2 separate regions of the Homo sapiens genome follow, and region 1 is linked to region 2. Evidence: chromatin contacts called from ENCODE Hi-C or POLR2A ChIA-PET data. All regions are on one chromosome and are shown on one strand. The core of a region is the stretch at or near the end of the contact, and the rest is flanking DNA. Distances in the headings are between cores, read along the strand shown. Region 1 holds the start of ARRB1 (arrestin beta 1). Region 2 holds the start of TPBGL (trophoblast glycoprotein like).

The links. Hi-C counts contacts between places; a loop is a spot of excess contacts on that map. ChIA-PET counts read pairs that join two places held with the same protein, here RNA polymerase II (POLR2A). Pooled maps may share reads with other maps.
Region 1: a loop to region 2 is called in a pooled map, with 6 times the contacts of the local background. The contact joins the promoter of ARRB1 here to the promoter of TPBGL in region 2. A Hi-C loop is called at or near these places in 5 of 50 pooled maps. POLR2A ChIA-PET finds 5 or more read pairs at or near these places in 6 of 52 experiments (A673, Caco-2, HCT116 and 3 more).

Annotation. Positions count from the first base shown.
Region 1 is chr11:75,349,631-75,353,053 of GRCh38, reverse strand. It overlaps ARRB1 (arrestin beta 1), which reads left to right and starts at 1,393. Exons shown (of 16, transcript NM_004041.5): 1 at 1,393-1,466. The coding sequence starts at 1,447. RefSeq lists enhancers at 185-1,140, 2,203-2,252 and a silencer at 1,373-1,652.
Region 2 is chr11:75,239,324-75,242,339 of GRCh38, reverse strand. It overlaps TPBGL (trophoblast glycoprotein like), which reads right to left and starts at 1,566. Exons shown (of 1, transcript NM_001195528.2): 1 at 1-1,566. The coding sequence starts at 1,290. The coding sequence ends at 142. LOC124902717 (a long non-coding RNA gene) reads left to right here and starts at 2,470. Exons shown (of 2, transcript XR_007062783.1): 1 at 2,470-2,694. RefSeq lists silencers at 201-280, 411-660.

The DNA.
Region 1 (3,423 bases), core at 144-2,643, 110 kb before region 2:
ACCCATCAGCCTCCCCCTGCCCCTCTGCCAAATCTGGACATAATTATAGTAATTATACTGCATATAAACAGTATAGGTAACTGCTTCTGAGCATAATTACAGGAGATGTTTACATACTCACAACAGCATCAGAGTAAATGATAGCTTACTTTCCCCTTAATACTTAGATATCAGGGACCTATCCGGGATAATTAGCCAAATCTCAGTAGTGAGGGTGTGGTAAAGACCTTACCGTTTCCCACTACCTGCAAAGCAGGAAGGCACCTCAGACAAAGCAGGGTCCCAGCCAAGATTTCACAGGACATCAAGAAGCCTGCAGAGAAGTGGGCTAACATCTACTGGGCACCTACTGTATGCAGGCGCTCAGGGGAGGCCAGCAAACACAAGCGAGTTCTTTCAACCTATTAACAATTCTGCAGGCTGATATTAGTGTATCCTCACTTTACAGGTCCGGACATGGGTTCTCAGAAGCTTAGTGCACAGGGTCACCCACAGCGAGCCATGGAGCTGGGCATGGGCGCTTTCCACGGTGCTACCCGGTCACAGCAGCGGGCCAGCTCTGCCCTCTTCCTTTATCGCCTCTTCTCACTTCTCACAGCTTCCTCTTCCTGGGCGGCCTCCTGCAGCCCCTGCTGGCCGCGGGTCTCCGCTCAGTTCCCCAGTGTCAAGGCCGTCTACTGCCCCCTCCGCCCCTTCTTCCTGTCCCTGTTGTGTGGCTGGGTGTTATCTCTCCAGTAGAAGGGGGTGGGGTGGGTGGAATGGGGAAGGGTGGAGCACAGGGCGAAGGCCTTGCCAGGCATCCCGGGGTCTCCAGCTAAGCGAGGGGCCGCAGGGAGCGCGGCCTCGGGGTCGCCAGACCCTCGGCTTCCAACCACCCGCACACACAAAGGCTGCCCCGGCATGCGCGGGAGAGCGCGCTCGCACCCACGGCCGTGCGCACACACGCACAACTGCACAAAGACGTGCACACTCCTCCATCCACACCAATACACTCCCTAATAGGGCCCGCACACAGCCGTGCGCCCTCACATACACCACACCACCACCACCACCACCACACACACACACACACACTCTCACACGGACTCGCACGCGGGTGGACCCCCTCCCCCACCACAAACGCCGACCTTGGGGCCCTGACGCGTCCCGCCGCGCTGCCCTGCCTCGCTGGGCGGCGCGCGCACACGCAGACGCGCACACACACACACATACACACACGCACACACCCCGCGCGGTTCCACGCCCCTGGCCGCGGCCCGGGCGCTGCGCTGCTCGACGCGGCGGGCGGCGGGCGGGGACCGGGGGCGGGGGCGGCGGCGGCGGCCGGGAGAGCGGAGGAGGCGGAGCAGGGAGCCGGGAGCGGGCTGGCCCGCGCTCCTCCTGCTGGCTGGGGATTTTCCAGCCTGGGCGCTGACGCCGCGGACCTCCCTGCGACCGTCGCGGACCATGGGCGACAAAGGGACCCGGTGAGTGCAGGGCGGCCGCCCGGCGGGGGGCGCGTGGGGGCGACCTCGGCGAGGACACGGGCGGGGGCTCCGATTGCGTCCTGGTTCTGCGTTCGCGGCCACCGCGGGATCTAGTACCAGCTCTCCTCCACCCGAGGTCTCCTGTGTGGTCTCCCCGGCAGGGCCGTGGGCGGGGGGACCCAAAGGGCGAGGGCCGGGCCGCCCCATGTGGGCCGCAGCTCCTGGCCCGGACACACAGCTCGCTGACACCCAGCATTGGCCGGCAGCCGCAGAGACGCACGGGGGCAGGTTGACACACAATACACGCACGGGCACACTAACCCGTGGCACAGGCATGCTGGCGCACACACTGGCAACCGCTAGCACACGCTCATCACACGCAGTGGCACGCCGTCATACACGCCTCGGTCAACACATTCTTGCTGACAGCCTTGTTGGCATGCACAGCTCACAATCCAACACACACCAATTCTAGCACACCCTCGTGCTGGCACACACGTGTGGGCATACACTGATACGCACACTGTCACCTGCACTCGCTGTAGCAAACACTCTTGCTGGCACACACATCACCCTCACTGGCACACACACTTGTGCTGGCATGTCTCACCAACACAGCGGAGCGCAAGGCCACACCAACACTGACCCCCACAGACACAATCAGACTGATGCCCTCAAAGACTGGCACCCCACAGGCACGAGCTGCTAGCCCAAGGCCCGCTGACACACACGCTTCAGGCCCCACATGGCCAGAAGTGGAAACACACACATCACACAGGGTAGAGCGCCCCCCGCCACCCCCAGCCTGGGGAAAACAGATCGCATTTCATCCAAATAGATCCCATCCATCTACTCTGTTCCCTTTCCCTCTGACCTCCTGAGGAGTGGCTGGCCAGGGGCTGTTTTGAACCTAGGGCTGGGAGAACCCCTCCCGTTCTCCTAGAACCTGTCCTGAAATACTCAGAAACAGTCTCTGCCTCTGAAAGGGGAAACTGGGACAAAAGGAGGAGGGGGCTGGAGCAGGACAGCCCCTGGGGGCAGCCCTTCAGACAGGACCAGCGCTGGTCAGGGGCTCAGCGTTGCCACCCTATTTTCCCCGTTGCCCTCCCCACCCCCTAAGTGGGCACAGCAGCCTCTCCCTGGGCTCCCCCTCTTTCTCATTGTTTTCTGTCTTTCTCTTCTATTCTTGTGTCCGACTTCTGCCTCCTTCCTTTCCTCCCCTCCCCTCTCCTCGTTTCCATTTATTATTAAGCTCTTGCTGTATACTAGGCGTAGTGTGGGGGATCAAAGATGCGCAAGGCCCACTCCTCCCCTGAAGGAGCTAACAGACTAGAGAGACACCACCCCGGTGGGCACCACCTTTCAGGGCCACTGACAAAGCTATTTCTCACCCACTGCCATCTAAGACTCTCTCTCCACAGTGTGAGAAAGGGCTTGCAGAGATTATTTCCATTTTCTAGAGGAGGAAACAGGCTCAGAGGCAACTCAGGCTCTTAATGTTTAGAAACTACTTTCCAGCCATCCTCCTGACAGCTCTTCCAGGAGGTTAATTTTCCTCTTCCTGTTTTCTAGCAGAGGAACCAGAGGGCTAGAGGCCATGTGATTTGCCTAAGGTCAAAAGGGGCCAGAGGCAGGGCGGAGGCTGGAGTCCACTTGGTCATGTCTCTGTGGATGGCCCTAGGGCACTGCCAGGCCCCTCATGGGCCAGGGAGGGGAGCCCTGCTCTGTGCTGGAGGCCCAGGCTTTGGGGGGGACGGCAGAAGATCATGCTGTGTCTGCATGAACCTTGATGGCTAGTCCCCATTGCAGCTGGCTGGCCAGCACTGTGACCTAGGCCTCTGTCCTCAGTAGGAAGGTATGTGACTCCTTCCCCAGCCACATCCATCTGCCCTGAAATTAAGACCCTCTTGACCCATGAGGTCAGGCTTTTCTTCCTGCAGGGCATAGCAGGGAGTCG
Region 2 (3,016 bases), core at 317-2,816:
GGGAGCTCTCGGAGGCGGGAACGAGAGGGTACGGCTTAGCGCCTCCGAGTCAGGGGAAGGTCTCAGAGCTCGGGGCTCGCGGGTGTCTCATCTCCACGGCTTCGGGCCAGGCAAGGGAAGCCCCGAGCCCGGGGGCGCCGCTCAGAGCCCCGAGCCCGGGGAGGTGGCGCGGGAGCCCGCGGGCGCGGCGGGCGCGGGCGCGCGGCGCGGGTCGGCGTCCTGCTCGTAGCGGTAGTGGTAGCCCTCCATCTGGTCCCGGCACGCCTCGCGCAGGTTGCGCATCCAGCGCTGGATGCCGCGGCGGTTTAGGTAGAGCACCATGAGGAAGATGAGGCCGATGAGTGCCAGCACCAGCCCGAAGAACACGTAGGAGGCTTCCAGCTCCGGGCCGGCGGCCTCCGCCTCCTCTCCGCGAGCGTCGGCGCCGCTGTCCGCGCAGCGAAGCCGCGCCCCGTCCAGGTCCAGTAGCGGCCGGTCTAGCAGCGCCCGCGGGGCGGCGCAGCGCAGGCGCCGCGAGTCGGGCACGCGCTCCGTGGCGTTGCGCAGCCAGGCCAGCAGGGGGCGTGCGGCACAGCCGCAGCGCAGGGGGTTGTCGGCGAGCAGCAGGCGCGGCCCGGGGAGGCCGCCATCGCGCTCCAGCGCGCGCAGCTCGTCGGGGTCCAGGCCGGCCAGCGCGTTGAGGCGCACGTCCAGCTGCTCCAGGCGCGCCAGGCGCAGGGCGGCTGGCGGCAGACGGCTCAGCGCGTTGCCCGCTAGGCCCAGCAGGCGAAGCTCGGCCAGCGGTGCCAGCGCAGCGTCCAGCGCGGCCAGCAGCGCGGGGCCGCCGCGCACCAGCGCGTGGTTGAGCTGCAGCGAGCGCAGCGCGGGCAGCCCGCGGAAGGCGCCGCCGCCCAGGGCGCGCAGCGGGTTGTGGCTGAGGTCGAGCGCCGCCAGGCTGGGCAGCCCGTCGAAGGCGCCGTCCTCCACCACCTCGATGTGGTTGTGCGTGAGGCGCAGCGCGCTCAGGAGCGGCAGGCGCACGCCCGCCGCCTGGTCGCCGTCCCCGTCCCCGCCGGCGAAGGCGGCCGCGCGCAGCACCGTCAGGTTGGCGCCTACGATGGTGAGGTTGCGCGCGTCGGGCGGCACGTCCCGCGGAGGCTGGCGGAGCTCGGCTCCCGACGCGCAGCGCAGCAGCAGCTTGGGGCCGCCGAAGCAGTAGCACTGGAAGGGGCAGGGTGCCGCGGGCTGGCTCAGCGCCGCCGCCACGAGCAGCAGCCCCTGGAGCCCCGGCTGTCCCGCGCGCGGGGCCATCGCGGCCGCCCCCGCATCCAGCGCCCGGGCCGCCGCGCTCACCAGTGAGTTGGGAGCGCCTGGTGGGGGGCACGGGTGGGGCGAGTCCTTGACCCGGAGCGGCTGGCAGTCCCGGTCGGTCCGTTCGCTGTCTCGAAAGTCTGAGGAGCCGCACTTACTGGCTGACTGGCCGGGGGCAAGAGGGGTCAGACGGGGAGCGGAGCCCCCCGCCCCCGGTGCCCTCGCCCTGCGCGCCGGCCTCCGGCTTCCGCGGCCGCTCCGGGCTCCGAGCCGAGTGGGCAGGGTTTGCCTCCCCCCTCCCCGCCTCCCGGTCTCGTCCTCCGCCCCCAGCGGAGTCTCCGCGCCCTCCTCGCCGTGGGAGGCGGGGTGGGAGGCTCCCGAGAATCAGGGCTGTCGGCTGCTGCGCTTTCTCTTCATCCTCTCCGCCCCCGCCCCTCCGGGCTGCCGAGAAGTTTGGCTCCTGGAGGCTCCGACTTGGTTTTCCTCCTCCTCCACCCCCAACATTTAAGCTGGGTCCTTCCTCCTCCTTCTCCAGCACGTGTGGGGCGGGGCCCGACTGCGGAGAGCAGGCAGGTGGGTCACCACCAGGGAGAATTCGGGGGTTGGGGAGGACTTTAGAGCTGCTCCTACTACCGGAGGAAGGGATGAGGGGTGGGCTGAGAAAGTTACTCATTTTCCGGCCTCTTCCTAAGGCAGAGAGACTGGAAAATCCCCAGTCTCTGCTTCCTCCTCTGCGACCCTAGTTCCATTAGACCTGGCTGTGTCACCACCCCTGCAGGTCCTATGGGACCAGCTTTTTCTCCATCCCATCCCATCCCATTCTCAGGAGAAGTCTGTGGCACCCGCTCCCCTCCCACCCACCAACTCTGGCTGCTCTGCCTCTGCCAGGAGTTCCCCCGTGTGGTTTCCTCCACCGGGCTGGGCTTCTCTGCCAAGCACTGTCCTAGGCACAGAGACCCGGGGGTGTAGTGATTCTGCTCTTTGCTTTCACTCCCTGCCCCCAAACCTCTTAAGACTCCTGGGGTTCCGTTGGACACTGTCAACTAGTCCCTCCAGGCTTCTCCGCCTGTGAGTGGGGTTTGGGGCACCAGAGGTTGGGAGAGCAGGAGCAGATTTTGCAGCATGGAGTTGGGGGTCTCAGAAGGGGCCAGGGCTGAGGGTGGGGGGGCTGAGCTGTTTACAGATTTGTTTTGTTCTGGATTTTTTTTCCCCCAGAACTGGGAAGCTCTAAACCTGATTTAAAGAGACAGGCTCCTGAGAAGGGAGGATTCCTGGCCTTAGCATGAATTATTCAGGCTGGAGAGGCTGACACTTGATCCGCAGGCCATTCGGGTATCAGCAGAGCTGGTTGGAATAGAGGCTCCCCACCTCCTCCCAAGAATCAGTCTCTTTCTCCTGAATTGGGTACGGTTGTTATGTTGACTCCTTCCCTGAGGTTATATTTAACAGATCGACCAAAGGATCAATACCACTTAAGGAGAAGAGGCAGACCCTGCAGTGGCCTGGGTCTTGGGCAAGGACCAACATTAAGGAACAGAGCTGGTGATGATGGGGGTCTCCCAGCTCTCCCCTCCTCCAAGCCCCTCTCTCTTCCCTACCCCCTGTCTTAACTCTCCCAGGTATGAGAGCTCAGATGTGTCTCATGCAAGTCCATGCAGACTCATTCATATGTGGACATAGGATCGTAGGTTTGAGTGCGTCCTGGCATGTGTCCATAAATTCATAA